Linked DNA regions of Mus musculus: region 1 is linked to region 2. The links are chromatin contacts, found by Hi-C in ENCODE. All regions are on one chromosome and are shown on one strand. Each heading gives the region's core, a stretch centred on a gene start or an enhancer-like site at or near the end of the contact. The rest is flanking DNA. Distances are from core to core; before and after follow the strand shown. Region 1 overlaps Capn12 (calpain 12). Region 2 overlaps Ryr1 (ryanodine receptor 1, skeletal muscle).

What was found. Hi-C counts contacts between places; a loop is a spot of excess contacts on that map.
Region 1: a map of heart shows a loop between it and region 2 (4-fold over the local background). The contact joins two enhancer-like sites. A Hi-C loop is called at or near these places in 8 of 37 maps with a recorded cell type or tissue (Patski, adrenal gland, heart and 1 more).

Annotation. Positions count from the first base shown.
Region 1 is chr7:28,892,067-28,896,649 of GRCm38, forward strand. It overlaps Capn12 (calpain 12), which reads left to right. Exons shown (of 21, transcript NM_001110807.1): 19 at 553-669; 20 at 757-815; 21 at 896-1,519. The coding sequence ends at 922. Actn4 (actinin alpha 4) reads right to left here. Exons shown (of 21, transcript NM_021895.3): 18 at 4,023-4,169; 19 at 3,366-3,446; 20 at 2,435-2,593; 21 at 1,182-2,321. The coding sequence ends at 2,163. Among named protein-coding and RNA genes, the nearest start is that of Gm44700, 5.4 kb to the left of the region's middle. Within about 2 kb of position 1,750, at least 1 of the 3 ENCODE cell types and tissues checked has a DNase peak (open chromatin) inside an H3K27ac peak, as active enhancers do; it is heart, where a contact is called at or near this core.
Region 2 is chr7:29,037,893-29,042,551 of GRCm38, forward strand. It overlaps Ryr1 (ryanodine receptor 1, skeletal muscle), which reads right to left. Exons shown (of 106, transcript NM_009109.2): 85 at 2,913-3,001; 86 at 2,689-2,817; 87 at 2,496-2,600; 88 at 455-536. Among named protein-coding and RNA genes, the nearest start is that of Gm38979, 11 kb to the left of the region's middle. Within about 2 kb of position 2,584, at least 1 of the 3 ENCODE cell types and tissues checked has a DNase peak (open chromatin) inside an H3K27ac peak, as active enhancers do; it is heart, where a contact is called at or near this core.

The DNA.
Region 1 (4,583 bases), core at 500-2,999, 150 kb before region 2:
GGCACCTTGAGAAGCAGCCTAAGCAACTTAAGTGTCACACTAACTTCCCAGAGGGCTGGGGTTGTAGCTCAACGGAGAGAGCATTTGCTTGGCCTATGCAAGGGCCCCGGGGTTCCACCCCCAACACTCCAAAACAGCCACAAAAGGCCCACATCAGTTGGAGAGTGCTCCTCAAGCGTGCTGGAGGCCCTGAGTTCTAGATCGAGTACCACATAAACCACAGGCTGAACTCTTGGCACCCGAGGAGGGGCAGGGGCCTCAGGAGCTGGTGACAGTCCTTGGCTATGTAGGAGTTAGAGGACAGCTTCTTTCAAACAGCACACAGGAATGCTGCGTAGGTAAGGAACTTTTACTTGCAACTCCAGTGTGAGGGCCAGAGTTCAGATCCCCAGCACCCACGTGAAGGGCAAGTGATCTCGGTGAGCCTCGGCCTCAGTAGAGAAAGGACTGAGGAAGACGCTCCCCATGTACGTGTGCCCACCCCCAACACTAAAATAAGCAGCACCACACGTGGATACTGTAAACACAATAAACAAGGCGGCCTCCTCGTAGGCTTCCACCTCAACAACCAGCTGACCCAGTCCCTCACTAGCCGCTACCGGGACAGCCGGCTCCGTGTGGACTTCGAGCGCTTCGTGTGCTGTGCAGCCCGGCTCACCTGCATCTTCCGTGAGTACTCCTGGCAGGCAGGGTAGGGTGTGGTGGGGTGTGCATCAGGGCTGGTGCTGCGTACTCACCCTGGCCTCTCCCACACAGGCCACTGCTGCCAACACCTGGATGGCGGCGAGGGGGTCGTCTGCCTGACCCACAAACAGGTGAGCTGGCCCGAGGGACAGTGTGGCTCTAGCACCATCCCAGGGCCTCTGCCTCAAGGGTATCTTTCTTTTCTCTTCAGTGGTCGGAGGTGGCTACCTTCTCATAGGTTTGAAGCTGAGGGAGGTCACCCTGCTGCCCGACTCACTGTCACAAAGGTGGTGGCTATGTAACCCTGGCCGGCCTCACAAGTGCTGGGATTACGAGCTGGAGCCATCCCAAACAGAACTGCCACCCTTCCTTTTGAAGCCTCTTCATGTCAGTCCCTGCTTAGAGAGGGGCACAACCCCCACACAGGCACTGGGCTGGTGGGCACTGCCAGCTCCTTGGGGCATGAACAGAGATGCAGGGAGAAGATGACACCAGAGTCCTTCTTAAAAATATTACATGTTTTATTCTCCCATCCCCAGAGGGTGGTTTATCCAGAAACCAAGAAAATAAAAATCAATCAGAATAAACTCAAGGGGGCGAGTGGAGAGAAACCCATTAACGACCAGGCAGGCAGGCCAGCAGCCTGCCTCCACCTCAGAAGGTCCCCAGAGACCTCTGCCCACCGCCACGAGGGGAAAATCAGGAGGGACTGGGGAGGGCATTGAATCAGCTATGTCTTCATTATGAGAGTGAGAGAGGTGGCAGAGATATGCAGCTAGATGGATATATATTTATATAATAAATCCGTAAGTTAATAAAGTAAATAGTAATTCTCTGGAAGGTCTTAAGTTTTTAAAGTTTTCTTTTTTTTTTTAAGTTTTTTTTTTCCTTTTTTTTTTTTTAAATGATTTTTTTGTTTGTTTCTGTTCCATTCTTTGTGTTTTGTTGGTTTTGGTCCTTAGAAAATCTGAGACTCAGAGGCCAGGTGGGCTGGGGCTGATTGCCCCGCAGCCACTCCTGAGGCAGAGAAGGGCTATGGCAGGTCCTCTGCTCCTGGGAGGAGCCACTGGAATCTGGTCCAGGGGAGCTGGGTGCCCTCTGCTGGACTTCTTAGGGCAGGCGGTTCCTGGACAAGGCACATGGGGCTTTGGCCTAGATGTGAGAGGCTTTGAAGGGGCCTCAGGGGCAGAGGGGACCTGGGATAGGAAGGTATCTCTGGGGCACAGGAGTCCGTTGTCCCCTCCAATCGGCTAAGAACCCACAGCACAGCGTATATATTTAGCAGACCAGAAATGCTGATTGCCAAGCCTCCCTCCCCTACAAGACTGAGAAAGAGAGGCCTGCCTAGCCCCTCCCTGCCTGACCCCCTAGAAGGACCACAAAGAGCTCTTTGCATAGATACAGAGTCAGGGTGGGGGCAGGGCTCCTCAGCCCCTCCGGGAGGCCAAGGGAGTCTCTGTTCAGGGTGGCCAAGGGCCTCACAGGTCGCTCTCCCCATAGAGGGCTGTGGAGAAGGACTTGTAGTCAAGGGCGCCAGGAGCAGCATCAGGCCCCTGGTAGGGTGCCATGCGGGCGATGCAGTACTCGGCCTGGTCGGGGGGCAGCTCTCTCCGCAGTTCCTCAGCAGTGATGAAGTTCTAGGGGCATAAACAGGACTCTGAGCCACTGTGTCTTACCCACTTGACCTAGTACCCAGTGCTGGCTCAAGTTTTGGCTACCGGCCGCCAATGCTTCTGTGGGTCGTGCTTACCTTGTCTCCTGCCAGGACCTTGAAGGAGGCGATGACCTGATCAGCTGTGTCTGTGTCTGTGGTCTCCCTTGACATGAAGTCAATGAAGGCTTGGAAGGTCACGAGGCCACTATGGTTGGGATCAACCACACTCATGATCCGGTTGAACTCAGCATCACCCTGTGGGGAGGGGGAAAGGGAGAGGACATAGTACTTAGTGGAGCTGCTTACAGATTCAGTTTTGGAAGAATTCAAAGACAGAAATGCTGCCAAATAGTGCCAGCCTTGGGAGTTTGTCCCTTGGCCTCCTCCCCCCAAGTCTGGGGGAGCAGGGGGTGAGGTTCACTTTCCCAGCTTTGGTGGGTGGGGAAAGAAAATGAGAAACAGAAAGAGAAGGGAGAGAGCTGGAAGACTGTTCCCTGGATACTTGCAGGAAGAGGTTGGTTTTTCGGGGGTGGGGTGGAGGGTGTCCACTGGAAGGACCCCAGCCTCGAGTGCAGCAGAGCAGCGGAGGCAGGCAAGGCTATGTTGCACTGGAGTTGGAGGAGTGAGTGTCCCCAGGAAGATAGGCAAGCTCGGGAGGGAGTGAGGGGGCTGGGGAAGGAGGAGGAGCAGAGGCAGGGGAGGCAGAGGCAGCATACCAGGCTGTATCCTGTGGAGATAAGCAGGGCCCTGAAGTCATCTGAGTCCATGCTGCCTGTCTGCTTCTGCTCCCAGGACGCAGGCATAGCAGAGGCCAGGCCCAGATTAGGCCCCATGTGCACAGCGGACAGACAGGACAATGGAGAAGCAAGGAGACAGGAGGCCCAGAGACCAGGTAAGGGGTGAAGTGTCCAGAGACATGAGGGAGGAGAGGCAAGAGAGCCAGGAGACAGCACAGGATGCCAGGGGTGAAGAGGAGAGAAAGAGAAGAGCAGTTAATGTCGGTCTGCTGGGGCCGTGGTTCGCGTACCTGCCGGTCATTCTCCACGTCATAGCCCAGGCTGATGAGGCAGGCCTTGAATTCCTCAGGCCCCAGTGCCCCGCCATGGTCCTACCGGGGGCCATCGAAGGCAGGCGTACAGGGTGATGCAGGGGCCGGGCCACATGCAGTGGACAGGGGAGGAAGACACAGGGGGAAGGGAAACACACAGTTAGAGGCGATGCAGACAAGGTGGTGGCCAGGGACTGGTGGGGCAGAGAGGTCTTCATGGCCTCAGTAGGGGTCCAGTGGGCAGCATGGAGGACCAAGTCCAGGGCTCAAAGATAGAGGGGACCTTTCCCTGTCTTCAGTGTTTACAGGACAGGGTAAGAGGCTGCACACTGGTACTCACAGAAGTTGAGTGGCTGTGGTACTGGGTGAAAGGAGATCTGGAGACAATCAAACTCAACACTCAGAATTCCTCTCAAGAGGTTACCAGTCTAGATCCAAATTTTAAAAACTCTGAGAGTCCTGGAACCTGTGCCCACCTGGCCTTGTGTGTACTCTGGGGTCCTGCCCATCATGAGGACAGTGGATGGAATGGATGGATGGATGGGTGCAGATGGAGAGGGTACGAAGGGACATACAATGAGGGAGACAAAAGGCAATGCTATGCCAGTGGGGTGGGGTAGGGTAGGGTGAGGTTACCTTGTCAAAATGGTTGAAGGATGCCCGGAACTCCTGCATCTGCTCCTGGCTGATACCCTTGGCATCTCGGGTGAGGATCTGGTTTTCCACCTCATTGATGGTGCGGGCAATGGTCGTGAGCAGCTGCTCCCAGCCCACACGGATATGCTGAGGGAGGAAGAGGGCGTGACTGGATGGACGGGTGGCTGTCAACAAATAAGGTCTGGGGGAGAAGGGGCTCCGTATCTCACCAACTGACAAGGGACACAGGACTTTTGCCAATTATGCGCCTCACTTACTCAGATGAGCAAGGGCCAAGGAGCTTGGGTCATATGACAACTCTTTACAATTATGCTTGTCGCTGCCCGATACCTGACTCTCTGAAACCCCACGAGGTTTGTGGCAGCACGGGTCAGCACTGTGGAATGCAGATGGGACCCTCTGTTCTAGCACAACACACCTCACTGCCCTGGTGGGCTGCCCCAACAGATGTCCTGGGCTTGCTGCTCGGGTAAGGCCATAGGAAGGTGTGAATGTGACCCTTTCTGGGTCAGGGAACTCTAGAATGGAACTTATGGAGCC
Region 2 (4,659 bases), core at 1,334-3,833:
TGTTATGCAGCAAAACTGATATATTTAATCACTACCCATGTACTATATTGGTTTATTTAATAAATATTTTGTTTTGTTTTTCGAGATAGGGTTTCTCTGTGTAGCCCTGGCTGTCCTGGAACTCACTCTGTAGACCAGGCTGGCCTTGAATTTAGAAACCTGCCTGCCTCTGCCTACCAGGTTCTGGGATCAAAGGCGTGCGCCACCACTGCCGGCTTATTTAATAAATCTTAAGTTCACAGATAAAAGTCTTCAGGCAACTCATCTTATTACAACGTCTGTGTGGAATCAATAAATTAGCATTCATATAGTCAGAAGATGTCTGTTGACTCTTGCATGGCAACCTCTTCATCACCGTTGTCCCTAGCATAATGTCAGATGGGGCTCAGTGGTAGCCCCATTCTTGGGTTTGCCTGCACCCCACCCCGGTCCCTACCCCGCCTCCAGTGCTCACCTTCCAGGAGGGACAGCAGCATCACCACCATGTCCTTCTGTAGGTCCAGCAGCTCCTTCAGCAGCTCTATCTGGCTGGAGTCCTGTAGGGCATACAGAGATGTGAGAGGCTGCCCCCTGCAGCATGCCTTCCATTGGTTTCCGGCTCCCTCACCTATCCAGTGGGGCCTAAGTCCTCTTCCTCCTTTCTCTTACCTCTGAGGGAACCCGCGTCCAAACATGTTCCTCGGAAAGCAGAGGAAGGGCAGAGAGACAAGATTGTGGGGTGGGGTTGGCACCCAGGGGCAAATGTGTGTGGGGTATGAGGCTGGCAGATCAGGAAGCCGTGAGTCTTGGAGAGCAGACATTCAGGACGGAGCAAGACAGACAGACAGACAGACAGGGACAGATACTGTGGACAGAGACTCAAATCTTAGGAGGATAACATTCCAGCCTGGTGCCTGGTCTATGGGGCGGTTGGCCATGCCAGAGCTAACTGTGATGGGTGGGTGGGACCGTGAGGAGGTGCAAGAGGAAAGGCTGCAGGTGAGGTGGACAGCTGTGCAAGTTCTGGTATGCCATTTGGGGGAGCCTAAGAACATAGTACATGCCTGACCGCAGTGTCCAATGTGGGAGCTCACAGAAACCTCTGTCAAAGTCCCCCGTGGTGGCATCTGTACTATACTGAGTCACATGCACATGCCATTCATGACTTACACATGAGCTGTGCTACCTGGTTGCACTGTGAGCCGCTCATTCTGACCCTAATGCAACCCATGGTTTCAAAGTTTGGTATTCTGACCCAAGGCCTCAACAAACTAGGAAGCAAGTATCTCTAGGTTAAGTGGGCCTGGGCTCTGTGCCTTCCCACGAGCCTGTCTTAGATGTCACAGTTGAGGGGGTGAGTTATAATTCTTTCAGAGCTCATGGGGCTAACTCATGGCTCTAGGAATGAATACATCAGTGGGTCTGGCCAACCTTTCTTCCCTAGGGCTGAGACCACTGGCAAGCACATGACCCAAGATAGCAGTTAGAGAATCTTGGATCTTTTATTTAAAACTTTTAGGAAAGACCTGTTTCACACAGCCTGGAGCTGCTAGTGTGGTGAAGAGAAGCCTAGCACCATTTTTTCTCAGGCCCTAACTAAATGATTCTAGGCAGGTGTTCTACGACTGAGTCACACTTCCAGCTCCTTGTATTGAATATCCCTTATCACGTGTGTCTGGAGTACGGCTGATGAATTATCATAATACTTGAAAGTGTGTTTCCACCAATATTTAAAGTTTACAGCAACATCACACGGCCAACTGTACTGAGAAACTGAAAAATTTCAGTTCAATTCCTTTCATAGTCAGATGGCACTCTGGACAAATTAGGAGGTCTCTGCTTTCTTAAGACACTGCTTTGTGGGAAATTATATGGAATACTTGTCTGCCACCTGCCGGACAGTTATTGTACTGCACCAATATATTTGCAATGGTTAGGTTGTGTCTAGCGCCACGTGGTTGCCCGCGGAGCACAAACTCGCATAACTGTACATGGAAGCTTTGACTAAGGCGACCAAGCAGAAGCACAAAATGGATGAGGTGTGCGCGAGGCATTCACGAAGCTGTAGAGGAGCAAGGCAAGTATTCTGGGAGCAGGATCCTTACATCATGGGTACTTGGCACGGGAGTCTTCTGCCGCAGGCAGGGTAAAAGAAGGAACGCTTCAGCCCCAGGTCCTAACCTAGCAACATAGTCCCATCCTATTCCCCAGAGCTGGAAGAATCTGGGATGACCTCATTAGAAGGAAAATGGTATGAACCTGTCCTAGAAGAGTTCTGGACGGGAGGGATGGGCTCCAAAGTCAAACCGGTGGAAGTATAGGTGGGAAATGAGCAGTTTAGTGGGAAAGAGGAAAAAGCATGCAGACGACCAATTCAGAAGGGGTTTGGGCCATAGGGAGCGAACCTGTCTGGAGCATGCGCAGAGCACTAGGGGACCGACCAGTGGGACAGGGGCCGATCAGGGGATTCTAGGGGATGGCTGGAGGGAAAGAGCTGTTCTCAGACGAACTCAAACCTGAGCCAGCTTCATCATCATGTGCGCGAACACGTGCAGGAAGCCCACCACGGCATCCCAGAGGCGACTGTGCGCCAGACTCTGCTGGTTTCCGGTGCAGGGTCCCTGGGGAACAAAGGGTGGCCTGAAGCCTCAGCAGGAGCGCTGGATGCCGGCAGCTCCGCCTCCGCAGGTCCCCGAGTGCGGACCCTACCTGGATGTACTCGGTGAGGCTGTTGAACACTTGTTTAGCTACCGACATGGCTTTGGAGAAGTTTCTCTTTCCCTGTTCCTCGATGACATCCTTGCCCGAGTAATACCAGTAGAAGTCACTGATGGATTCCTGTGGGTCCGGGAGGGCATGAAGGATGCTGGAGCCATGCGAGGTCCCTCGGGCCCCTGGCTCAGGTCCCATGGGGCTGGGCCACCCTTCCTCACCTGCAGCCGCAGGAGGTAGTCCACTGTGCAGATAATGATATTGATGGTGGTCGTGTTCCCAGTCTGTGTCCGTAGGTAGTTTTGGAAATCTGAGGAAATGAAACATGTATTCATTCAGTGAGCGCCTGTGTCTGGGGAGACAATGGTGTCTGCTCATTTAGGGTTAGGATCAGGGTTCATATTTCATGCCTACTGTGTGCCGGAAGTCATGAAATTACCTTTGGAAGTATGAAGTATGTGTGCCACACAGGGATGGAGGGTCACTTAGATATTTGACATTTATCTAAAGACACTGCGGAGGTTCTCCGTGCAGCAAATGCAGTGGGGATTCAGCCCCCCACTTCTCTTTCCTATTCTCTCTCTCTCTCTCTCTCTCTCTCTCTCTCTCTCTCTCTCTCTCCTCTCTCTCTTTCTTTGTAAATTTTAAAAGATTACTTTATGGGCCTGGAGAGATGACTCAGTGGTTAAGAGCATTGGCTGCTCCTGCACAGGTCCTGGGTTCAATTTCCAGCACCCATATAGTGGCTCACAACCATCTGTAACTCCAGTCCCCGGTGATCTGACGCCCTCTTCTGGTCTCCTCGAGAACTGCATGCACACAGGGCCCATACATACTCGATACCCATACACACGAAAAAAAATTTTTTTTTCATTTATTTAGGTATGGGTATGATAGTCCCTGTCATTAATTTCAGCACTAGGAAGACAGTCAGGTAGATCTTTGTGAGTCTGAAGCTAGCCTAGTGTATTGGGCAAGTTCCAGGCCATTCAAGGCTACAGTGAATCCTGTAAATTTTTTCATTTGTTTATTCCTGAGGTGAAGCAGGGGAGGGCTAATACATGCTGGATGCTAATAAGGCTAGAAGTCAGCTCTCTCCATCCACCAAGTGCGTCCTGAGAAGGAGTTCAGGTCACGAGACCTGGCATCAAGTCCTTTATCCACTGAGCTGTTTAACCAGCTTCTCTTTCTGTTTCTCTGAGACAGTCTGGAGAGTGCCTCAGGCTAGCCTTAAACCCTCTTACCTCAGACTCTCACCTACCAGAATTACAACTGTGCTACCCTCACACCCAGCTTCAATTGTTTTTATTTATATTAAATAATTAATTAGTTTAGTGTTTTTTTTCAAGACAGGGTTTTTCTGTATAGCCTTGAGTGTCCTGGAATTAGCGCTATAGACCAAACTGGCTTTGAATCCAGCGATCCATCTGCTGCTGCCTCCTGAGTGCTGGGATTAAAAGCATGTGTCACCATTCCCAGCTTCTAATTGCTTTTTAATTAAGTTTTCCTGAACAAATATTTAATAGATAGAGATAAAATCCTCCATTTCTTTGTCCTTGTTCTCTTCTTTTGTTTTGTTTTATTTTGCTTTGTCTTGCTCTTTGAGACAGGCTATCATGTAGCCCAGGCTAGCCTTGAATTTAGTATGTAGCTGAAGAGACTGGCAGATCCTTGGTTCAGCAGGTCTAAGTGGTAAAGGTGTGTATATATGGCAGGGGACACTTCTTGTTCAGTGAGAAATCCTGTTTCAAGACTATAAGGCAGAGAGTAACAACAGAAGACACTTGATGCATGACAGTCACACGCATCACAGTCACACGCATCACAGTCACACACATCACAGTCACACACATCACAGTCACACGCATCACAGTCACACACATCACAGTCACACACATCACAGTCACACGCATCACAGTCACACGCATCACAGTCACACGCATCACAGTCACACGCATCACAGTCACA